Linked DNA regions of Homo sapiens: region 1 is linked to region 2. The links are chromatin loops, found by intact Hi-C in ENCODE. Cell type or tissue: heart right ventricle. All regions are shown on one strand. Each heading gives the region's core, and the rest is flanking DNA. Links, peaks and the distances in the headings are about the cores only.

Region 1 (5,388 bases), core at 147-5,146, 65 kb before region 2:
CTCTTATGTACACATCCACGTTTTCACTTTGAGGAGCTATGAGAAATTGAATCTAACCAAAATTTACTTTTATTCTATTTTGAGAGCATTTGCATTTACCATATCTAATTTTTTTTTTTTTTGAGACAGAGTCTTGCTCTATTGCCCAGGCTGTAGTGCAGTGATGCGGTCTCGGCTCACTGCAGCCTCCGCCTCACAGGTTCAAGCAGTTCTCCTCCCTCAGCCTCCTGAGTAGCTGGGATTACAGGCGCATGCCACCATGCCCGGTTGATTTTTGTATTTTTAGTAGAGACGGGGTTTTACCATGTTTAGGTCTCGAACTCTTGACCTCATGATCTGTCTGCCTCGGCCTCCCAAAGTGCTGGGATTACAGGCGTGAGCCACTGTGCCTGGCTAAAGTTGTTTGTTTGTTTTTTTAACAGCCTTTTTTACAGCTGGCTAATTTACATCCTAAGATGCAAACAAAAGATTATGTTTGGTTTATTTATTTTTTTCTGGTTCAGCAGCATGCTACATTTCAAATGAAATTTTAAGAATTGATAGGAATAGAAAAATATTCTTCCCTATTAGATGAGGTCAGTTCTTTCCCCTTTTGAAAAATGATCAGTTTTGGTATTTTTTCATTTTTTAAAAAGTCATTTTATTCTGTACTAAGATGAAATTTTTCTTATCCAGGAGAAACCTGAGGTTGATAAGGTTAAGTAACTTGCCCAAGGTCATACAAATAATAAGTTGAAGAATAATGATTGAACCTAGGCACATGTAATTCCAAGACCAGAATTTTTGTCATTACACTGCATTTTCTCTGGTATGCTAATAATAGTTGGCCCTATTGAAACATTTATTAAGACATAATTGCTAGCCTGGGCAACATAGTGAAACCTCATCTCTACAAAAAAAAAAAAAAAAAAAAAAAAAAAAGCAGCCAGTTGTGGTGGTGTGCACCTGTAGTCCCAGCTACTTGGGAGGCTGAGATGGAAGGATTGCTTGAGTCCGAGAGGTCAAGGCTATAGTGAGCCATGATCATGCCACTGCACTCCAGCCTGGGTGACAGAGCAAGACCCTGTATCAAAAAAAAAAAAAAAAAGTAATAAAATGACATATTCTCTGAATAACTTAGATTCTATGTTCGTAAAAAGAAATCTGGCATAAGAATAGGTATTTCATTGTCTTTTACACAAATTATGTGCCTAGAGCAGTGTAGTAGTGCTGAGTTACATCAACAGTTATTGATTTAGTTACATTAATCATTCTGTCCTAAAGCTAATGAAGATTTTGACCCAAGTCTCAATAGATCTAAAAAATTTTGTTTTGGATTGTGTTTTCATTTTCCTTTCCTCACATTTTTAGAAATATGTCCTTAGTTTTAACAATATGTTGCTTAATGTCAGGTTTATTTTCTATACACTTTTTTTGTGTTGACTAGGAGCCCGTTTTTAATCTAGCAAGCATTTCATAATGGATGAATGAAATATCTTAGATCAGAAATGAAACCCTGAGTAACTGAATGTCTGTCTTCATAGCTGCCAGTGCTACCCTCTTTGGTTGGGATTCTCAGGTCCTATCTGTCATACCTGGGCTATATTGACATTAGACTAAGGAAAAAGGTGGCAACCTTTTATAAAGAGTTGTGATATGCTGAAAGAGGCAACAGTGGCAACTGAGGACTCAGAGGCATTTGATAATGCCTGCTTTGGTATTTGGATCAGCGGCCAAAATGGCTGAAGTAGCTATCAAATTAGCTAGCCATCAACTATCCTACTCTATTCTTTCCTCTAGTGAAGACACAACTTTTAGGAAGTTGAAAAAGTAGCTGGGCAGGTGGTGGTGTGTTGTGTTCTCAAGGTTCATTCTCTAATTATAGTGCATTGGACGTATAATCCTAGTTTTGTATTGCCTTTGAGTCTATAGTTAATTTGGATAATAAGACTGTGAGCTCCTTGGGCAGGAACAGTGTCTTGCTCTCCATTTCATTCCTATTTCTTGGCACTTAGTGGGCACTCAAATATTATTGAGTGAATGCATGATCCTTTCAGCCTCAGTTAAAGCATGAGATTTTCCTGAGGCTTTAACTTGGAGAACTCTTTGCCTTTCTTACTCTACAATATGATGAATCCACCAGAAAATAATGTCTTTTATATATTTATAAATATATAAATCACCAACCAAAGAGGTAGCACTGGCAGCTATGAACACAGACATTCAGTTACTCAGGGTTTCATTTCTGATGTATGACATTTAATTCTTCTATTTTTAGTTTTAGCCTCCAAATTCATTATATATTCACCACTGATAACATTTCATAAAAATGCATTTTCATAGACAGTTTCAAGTCAAGATTTAAAAGACTTAAGCTGTAAGTCCTTACCATCCCATGATAGTTGGTCTTTACCAAAGTAATTGATGCATTCAATTCTTTTAATAATTTTATACATAGTAAGGCAAAATTTAGAATTTGTGATCTTTTTTATATTTTTCACTAATATTTCCTGTCTCAGTTGCAGAGGGATAAGAGGGTTTGCTGAATATGATAAATAAGGAAAATGTGTATACATCTTCTACTTAAGAATGAGACTATACCTTTCAGGCTCTGCTATAGTAGTAGCCCTAAATGTAAGTGGTGAACAGCTCATTCTCCTGTAAGATGTTTATAGCATTTTCTAACACAGAACTATTCAGAGTGTAGTACGAGACAGTGCTGGCCCATGAGCTGTTTATTATTTGTGAGGAGATAAGTTCAGAAATTGAGTTTTTAGAAACTTGCATAGCAGTTTGATAGAACAAATTTATGTCTGTCAAATCTAATAATAACAAATTGGGGCTTATATTTGATATATATTTATTTTATTTTTCTAGTAATTCATTTTTACTATTTTTTAACAAAATTATTGGCCCATAATGAATTGGAAATTCAAAGAAAAAAAAAGTTCTTTACCAGAGATAATTTGCAAAGCAGTGTTCTAAAACAGTGGTTCACATCCTTTCATGTTCGCCTAACCTTCTAAATGATACCACACTCGAGAGGGTACGGAGTATGGGATATAGAGTGCTCTTTCCCTACCGGTAGCCCTCTGATAGAGAATCCTTATATTGAAAATAATTTCCCACTGACTTTCCCTTAATTGTTTCAATCTTTTCACTAAATCTAACTTAAAATTTTTTTTTAATAAATGGGTTTAATAAAACAGAACAGTGGTTATTATGAGTTCTGAGCTATGCTAGTGTAACATATTAAGTTGCAGTATCAAAATACTACCCCAAAATAGACCCATTCCTCTGAAGAATGGGCATGCTAACTATTTTTAGCAGGTATAATATAGTCACAAATAATGTGTTTTACTGAAACTAATTAATAACATAAATACAATATGTGTAAGATTTGGCCTAATATATAAAGCACTATGGGAGTAATGCCATTATAAATGCCCCTTTTGCCCTGGCCTGACCTTTATATCTTATTACTTAAAAATACCATAATTTTTTTAAAGTATACAAATGTAAATATTTCATACCTGTATGATTCCTGTTTATCGTTGAATAATAATTCATCGTATGCCATGTACTGCAGGTTGATTATTTTATTGATGGATATCTGGGCTGTTTCCTGCTTGGGTTTTTATGAATAAAGCTGTTATATACATATTTGTTTGAATTTTTGTGGACTTACGCTTTTATTTCTCTTGGGTAAAAATACAGAGAACAAGAATTGCTGGGTCTTAGGGTAGGCATATGTTTTTGATTTATAAAAAAACTACTGGAACTTTTTCCAAAATGATTGTGCCATTTTACACTCCCCACCAATGTTTGTGCTACATCTTTACCAAAAGTCTTTTTTTTTTGAGACAAGATCTCACTCTGTCACCTAGGCTGGCGTGCAGTGGCACAATTAGGGCTCATTGCAGCCTCAGCCTCCCAGGCTCAAGCAATCCTCCTGCCTCAGCTGGGACTACAGGTATTCAGTAGCAAACCTGGCTAAATTTTTCTGAATTTTGGTAGAGAAAGGGTTTCGCCATGTTGCCCAGGCTAGTCTCAAACTCCTGAGCTCAAGCAGTCCTTCCACTTTGGCCCCCAAAAGTGCTGGGATTACAGGCCTGAGCCACCATGCCTGGATGCCAACAGTCTTTTAAATCAGCAGTCCCCAACCTTTTTGGCACCAGAGGCTGGTTTCATGGAAGACAGTTTTTCCACAGACTAAGGTCGGGGACAGGCATGGTTTTGGCATGAAACTGTTCCACCTCAGATCATCAGGCATTAGATTCTCATAAGGAGCACATAATTTAGATCCCTCGGAATTGCTGTTCACAATAGGGTTGGCGCTCCTATGAGAATCTAATGCTGCCGCTGATCCGACAGGAGGCGGCTCTCAGGCGGTAATGCTTGCCTGCCTCTCACCTCCTGCTGTGCGGGCCCCGTTCCTAACAGGCCAGGGACCAGTACCAGTCCATGGCCCAGGGGTTGGGGACCATTGTTTTAAATTGTGATTTTAATTTGCATTTCCCTGATGGCCAGGGATGAGCACTGTTTCAGCGGTTTTTAGTGGTTTGCATATCTTCCTTTGTCAGTTGTTTAAATCTTTTGCCCATTTTATTTGTCTTCATATTATTGAGGCGTAGGGAATTTTTATGTCTTCTAGATACAGATCTCCTTTGTCAAGTATATGTTTTATGAATATTTTCTCCCAGTCTGTGACTTGCCTATTCATTTTCATAATGGTGTCCATTGTATTTTTTCAACATTTTATTATGAAAATTTTCTTTTATTTTTTTCTTTCTTTCCTTTTTTTTTTTTTTTTTTTTTTTTTGAGACAGAGTTTCACTCTGTCGCCCAGGCTGGAGTGCAGTGGTGCAATCTCAGCTCACTGCAACTTCCACCTGCCTGGGTTCAAGCGATTCTCCTGCCTCAGCCTCCCGAGTAGCTGGGGTTACAGGCGCTCACCATCACGACTGGCTAATTTTTGTGTTTTTAGTGGAGACGGGGTTTCACAATGTTGGCTGGGCTGGTCTCAAACTCCTGACCTCAAGTGATCTGCCCACCTTGGCCTCCCAAAGTGCTGGGATTACAGGTGTAAGCCACCACGCCCAGCCTATTATGAAAATTTTCAAGCATACAGGAGCTTGAAAAACTTTCATCGTGAACACCCATACACCCACCACCTAGATACTATCATTAACATTTTATTATACTTGTCTTTTTACATATGTGTCCATCTATCCTATTGTATGCATTTTAAGGTAAATTGCAGAATCAGTTCACCTCCCACAAATACTTCACAATGCATTATTATGAATTATAAATTAGAATTCATATAATTATGAATTAGAATTCAGTAACTGCAGCTTTTTTTCTTTTGAGGTAAACTTTTCGTACAGTGAAGGCACGAGTTTTTGT
Region 2 (5,388 bases), core at 113-5,112:
CCACATCCAAGAAGAATGAGGTTGTGCTGATATCAAAGGGTGAGGAGGGCGGAGAATAATTTTATTGAATGATGAGAAACAATTCTCAGTGGAGAGGGCATGCGAGGGTGGTCTCTCTCATTGGGGCTGGGGCTGGGGCCTTTATGGGCTCAGAATAGGGGAGTGTATGCTCATTGGTTTGTGAGTATGCAAAAAAAGGCTAAAACAAAGGCACACAGTGTAAAAAACCAATTAGGGAAGGGTAGATATATGTAAAATAGGTAAAGAGTGGAGAATCAATTAGAGGAAAGTATGCCAAACGGGAAGAGAGGTTCTCAGTTCAGTCCATGGATTTATCCAGGACTTGTAGCTAGGCTTTAAACTGTCTTTGGCTTGAAGGTTGGGTTTCAATTGTATGTAATGAACATACAAGTGCATGTGTCTTTTTGGTAGAATGATTTATTTTCCTTTGGGTATATACCCAGTAATGGGATTGCCGGGTGGAATGGTAGTTCTAAGTTCTCTGAGGAATCTCCAAATTGCTTTCCACAGTGACTGAACTAATTTACATTCCCACCAGCAGTGTATAAGCATTTCTTTTTCTCCACAGCCTTGCCAACATCTGTTATTTTTGACTTTTTAATAATTGCCATTCTGACTGGTGTGAAATGCTCATCACTGAAATCATCAGAGAAATGCAAATCAAAACTTCATATAATTTATAAAAGGTCAGACAGCTGTGGAGGCAGAGAGCTTTTACTGTCATTATCAGCAGCAATAGTGTGTAAAGGAGACTACATCTAACACAGTATTATACCCTGAGTATATACTCAATATCTTTTTTTCCTCCTAAACTTAGGTGACTTTAAGAGTAGAGTCTCGGCTGGGTGCAAGTGGCTCACGCCTGTAATCCCAGCACTTTGGGAGGCTGAGGTGGGCGGATAACTTGAGGCCAGGAGTTTGAGACCAGCCTGGCCAACGTGGTGAACCCCTATCTCTATTAAAAATACAAACAAATTAGCTGGGCATGGTGGTGCGTGCCTGTACTCCCAGCTACTTCAAGGCTGAGACAGGAGAATCGCTTGAACCAGGGAGGCGGAGGTTGCAGTGAGCTGAGATTGCGCCACTGCACTCCAGCCTGGGCGGCATAGCAGCTCCATCTCAAAAAAAAAAGAGTCTTCATGGGCTGGAATTCCAAAAGAATAGCGTCTCTAGGGGTCTTGATTATTGTTAAGGAAAGGAATGACCCATGTTTACTTCTCAGAGTTTTCTTTTTGTTCCTGCTGGAGAGTTTTATTTTGTTCCATATTCTCCAAGCAGTGCTGATTGAGTTCTAAGATTAAATTTGAATATGAAAATGGGTTATATTAATACCGAAGCAACCTGCACTTATCTGGTGCTGATGTTTCTTCGTCAGAAACCAGTGAGAAACTAACTTGGTCTACTTTTTTTTTTCCAGACGACGGACATAAGAAAGCTCGAAATGCTTATCTCAATAATTCCAATTATGAAGAAGGAGATGAATATTTTGATAAAAATTTGGCACTCTTTGAGGTAATATTTTGGAGAAAACTATGGACTGAGACTTTAGGAACAGAGATCTCATGATAGCCATATTTTACCCCATTTGGTTTAAAAATTTTACAAGCTGGATAATTTAATGTTAAAAGAAAATATTGTAACTTGTTATTATAGTAAATTTTGTCTGTGTAATCTAATTATAGTGAGTAACTATTAAATCAAATTGTTATGTAGTAAGGAAGAGGAGTTTGACTTCTTGGACATATAGATTACCTTGCAATCTAATTCAGCTGTGATTTAATTGTTTTTATTAGAATAATCTTTCTTCTAACTATAAATCAGTGTATTTCTCCACCCTTTGTCTGGAAAGACTATCATTTGCCTTAGAACTAACTAAACAAGGCCGGGCGCGGTGGCTCACGCCTGTAATCCCAGCACTTTGGGAGGCCGAGGCGGGTGGATCACAAGGTTAGGAGATCGAGACCATCCTGGCTGACACGGTGAAACCCCGTCTCTACTAAAACTACAAAAAATTAGCCGGGCATGGTGGCGGGCGCCTGTGGTCCCAGCTACTCGGGAGGCTGAGGCAGGAGAATGGCATGCACCCGGGAGGCAGAGCTTGCAGTGAGCCAAGATTGTGCCACTGCACTCCAGCCTGGGCGACAGAGCAAGACTCCGTCTCCAAAAATCACTGTAGGAAGCAGGCTTCCAGATTAGCAGGACCTTCATGTCCTTTTTTTTAATTGTCAAATAATAACTGTATATATTTATGGATTACAATGTGATATTTTGATATTTGTATGCATTGTGGAATGATTAAATCAAGCTAATTAGCATATATATCACCTCGTATACTTATCATTTTCATGGTGAAAATATTTGAATTTGACTTTCTTAGCAATTTTGAAATATACAATATGTTAACTATAGTTGCTATGCTGTGCAATAGATCTCAAAAACTTATTTCTCCTGCCTAACTGAAACTTTGTATCCTGTGACTAACCTCTCCCCCTTCCCCTACATACACCCCAAGCTTTTGGTAACCACCATTCTATTACTACGAGTTCTACTTTTTAGATCCCACATGTAAGTGAGATCGTGTGCTATTTATCTTTCTGTGCCTGGCTTATTTCACTTAACATAATGAAGAGGACTTCTATATCTTATCTGAATAAGACAACATGGACTCTGTGGCCAGGCTCCATAAGCTGTGGCCAGGTTGTTGAAAGGAGCCTGGTTTATTTCAGCACTACCTTTTTCTGGCCTTTGACAATGATGCAAGTGCCACTTCTCTCAATGTACCATTTTTAGTTTGTTTTTGAGACAGGGTCTTGCTCTGTCACCCAGGCTGGAGTGCAGTGGCACGATCACAGCTTGACCTCCTGGGCTCAAAGGACCCTCCTACCTCAGCCTCCCTAGTAGCTGGGACTACAGGCATGTGTCACCACACCTGGCTGATTTTTAAATTTTTTGCAGAGACAGGGTCTCACTCTGTTGCCCAGGCTGGTCTTGAGTGCCTGGGCTCAAGCGATCCTTCTGCCTTGCCCTCCCATAGCATTGGGTTAGCAGGTGTGAGCCACCATGCCCAACTCAATGTACCAATTTTTTTTTTTTTTTTGAGATGGAGTCTCCCTCTGTTGCCCAGGCTGGAGCGCAGTGGCGCGATCTCGGCTCACTGCAACTTCTGCCTCCTGGGTTCAAGCTGATTCTCCCGCCTCAGCCTCCCGTGTAGCTGGGATTACAGGCACGTGCCACCACACCCAGCTTATTTTTGTATTTTTAGTAGAGACGGGGTTTCACCATCTTGGCCAGGCTGGTCTCAAACTCCCAGCCTCAGGTGATCCAGCCACCTTGGCCTCCCAAAGTGCTGGGATTACAGGTGTGAGCCACTGCACCCGGCCTACCTGTGAAATATTTTTTCATTTAATTTGAAGTTTTCTGGTAGCAAGATTATTTTGATACTTATGTTCAGTGTTCTTTGTAGCTCATTTCTTCCATGTCACTGGCTTTATAGGAAGAAATGGACACCAGACCGAAGGTGTCTTCCCTCCTCAACCGCATGGCCAATTACACTAATCTGACTCAAGGAGCAAAGGAACATGAAGAGGCAGAAAACATCACTGAAGGGAAAAAGAAGCCCACCAAGGTGAGGCCTCAGAATAACAAGGAATACATAGAAAGAGCCCTGTATATAAGAAAGAAGGAAATACCTAAGGCACCATTCTGTGTTCAGCAGCTATTTATTAAATGCTTGAGAGGTGCCTGGAACTGTTCTGGGCACCAGCGTCATAGCACAAAGAAAACATATGATGCAGTCTAAATTCTGATGTGGGGATACAGTCCTTAAGCTGTTTTAACTGCCAAAGTATATAACATATTAAGTGTTGATAAATTCCCGAGCAAAAAATTAAGCAGAGTAGAGAGACTGAAATTGGCAAGGGATCCAGAGTGGAGGGCGTTGCTACTTACATAGGTTGGACAGGGAAAGCCTTTCTGACAAGGTGATATTTGAGGAGAGATCTAGCTGATGGGAGGGAGTGAGCTATGTGGGAAAAGAGCATTCAGGGAGAGGGAATAGCTTTTCAAGAGAAGAGTGTCCATACCCATCTGCTGATGCCATCTGTCTGTTGTGAAGTTGTTGGGTTTTTTAAACACCAAACATCAGTTTGTCTCAAAATGAAAATATAAGACATTCAGTTTACCATTCTGGTTGTTCAGCCCTTTCAAAAAGGGATAAAACGGCCCTCAGATCTTCATTTTGCCATCTAATTTATTTACTAACTACTGTGAAGAATTTATGCCAAATTCTGAAGAAATTCCATCAAGTCCTTATTGTTTTTAAATGAAAAAAGCCAACAGCTTTGAAAAACAAAATTTTAAATTGTTGTGGGTGCACATAAAAGTTTATTTGTGGCCAAATGCCTATGTATAATAAACACATGCAGGAACCTTTGTAAAGTTAAAATATATAGCTTTAGGAATAATAAAAGTATGGTGATAAACACTTGAAAGATGGAGATTTTATATGTGCCCTTTTGAAGGTATTGATTAAACTTATGATTTCTGCTTGGAGGTTAATATGGTAGTTAGGGAGCAAGTTATTACATAAAAGAATAAAAACCTCTCTTTAGGATAACTGTGTGATTTTTTATCAATGTCTTTCTTTCTAGACCCCCCAAATGGGTACCTTCATGGGTGTCTACCTCCCATGTCTACAAAATATTTTTGGAGTGATCCTTTTTTTACGCCTTACATGGGTGGTGGGCACAGCTGGAGTTCTTCAGGCTTTTGCAATTGTCCTTATCTGCTGCTGCTGTGTAAGTACTGCACTGGCTCCTAGAGATCACCTGAACGTTGCAAGTTCTCAAGAGCAGATGCACATGACCTCTTTGGGAATAAAACAAAGAATACTTAGGGAAGGACTCATGATCTCAACAGAAGAAATTATTCTGATATTAAAATCTAAAGGATTTTCAGTTATTCAGTGCCTGTTAGTCACTGCTTGCTATCTATTATATGATGTACTAGAAATTACAAAGCAAGACTTCAACTGAAAATGGAAGATAAAGTTCCTGTCTTCAGAGAATTCAGAATCCAAACTATTTGAGCTTGATAGCACCAAAGTTGTGACAGAAAATGTGTTAGAAAATGTGATGTATCACTCCAGTATATATTGAGAAACAAGACAGGTTATTGCGGATGTGAGGGGTATTTGGTTTTTTTATTTGGTTTTGAAGTTTCTTCCCTTATCCCTTCCTTAGAAATTTAGATGTTCTTTCCAGGTCTTCTCTCTACTGAGAACATTTTTATCTTCCTTTAATTTAAACTTCTCATTATGTATCCCAGACACACCTATGAATTTTATAGTTTTCTACTGTCCTTTTTTAT

Evidence for each region. A loop is a pair of places that touch in the nucleus more often than their neighbours do. Peaks named below come from ENCODE experiments on the same cell type or tissue, not always from the same donor. Only the 100,000 strongest peaks of a DNase experiment are listed, where the experiment ranks them.
Region 1: a loop joins it to region 2, with 2.2 times the contacts of the local background. A loop is called at or near these places in 17 of 110 quality-filtered maps.

What each region holds. Positions count from the first base shown.
Region 1 is chr15:34,322,392-34,327,779 of GRCh38, reverse strand. All of the region lies in intron 2 of SLC12A6 (solute carrier family 12 member 6), which reads left to right. Among named protein-coding and RNA genes, the nearest start is that of SLC12A6, 13 kb to the left of the region's middle. In heart right ventricle, for the core only: no CTCF peak of the experiment used is centred there; no DNase peak of the experiment used is centred there.
Region 2 is chr15:34,257,071-34,262,458 of GRCh38, reverse strand. SLC12A6 (solute carrier family 12 member 6) reads left to right here. Exons shown (of 26, transcript NM_001365088.1): 4 at 1,439-1,533; 5 at 3,515-3,646; 6 at 4,671-4,817. Among named protein-coding and RNA genes, the nearest start is that of EMC4, 35 kb to the right of the region's middle. RefSeq lists a silencer at 4,745-4,945. In heart right ventricle, for the core only: no CTCF peak of the experiment used is centred there; a DNase peak (open chromatin) is centred at 2,718; H3K27ac peaks cover 1,227 bases.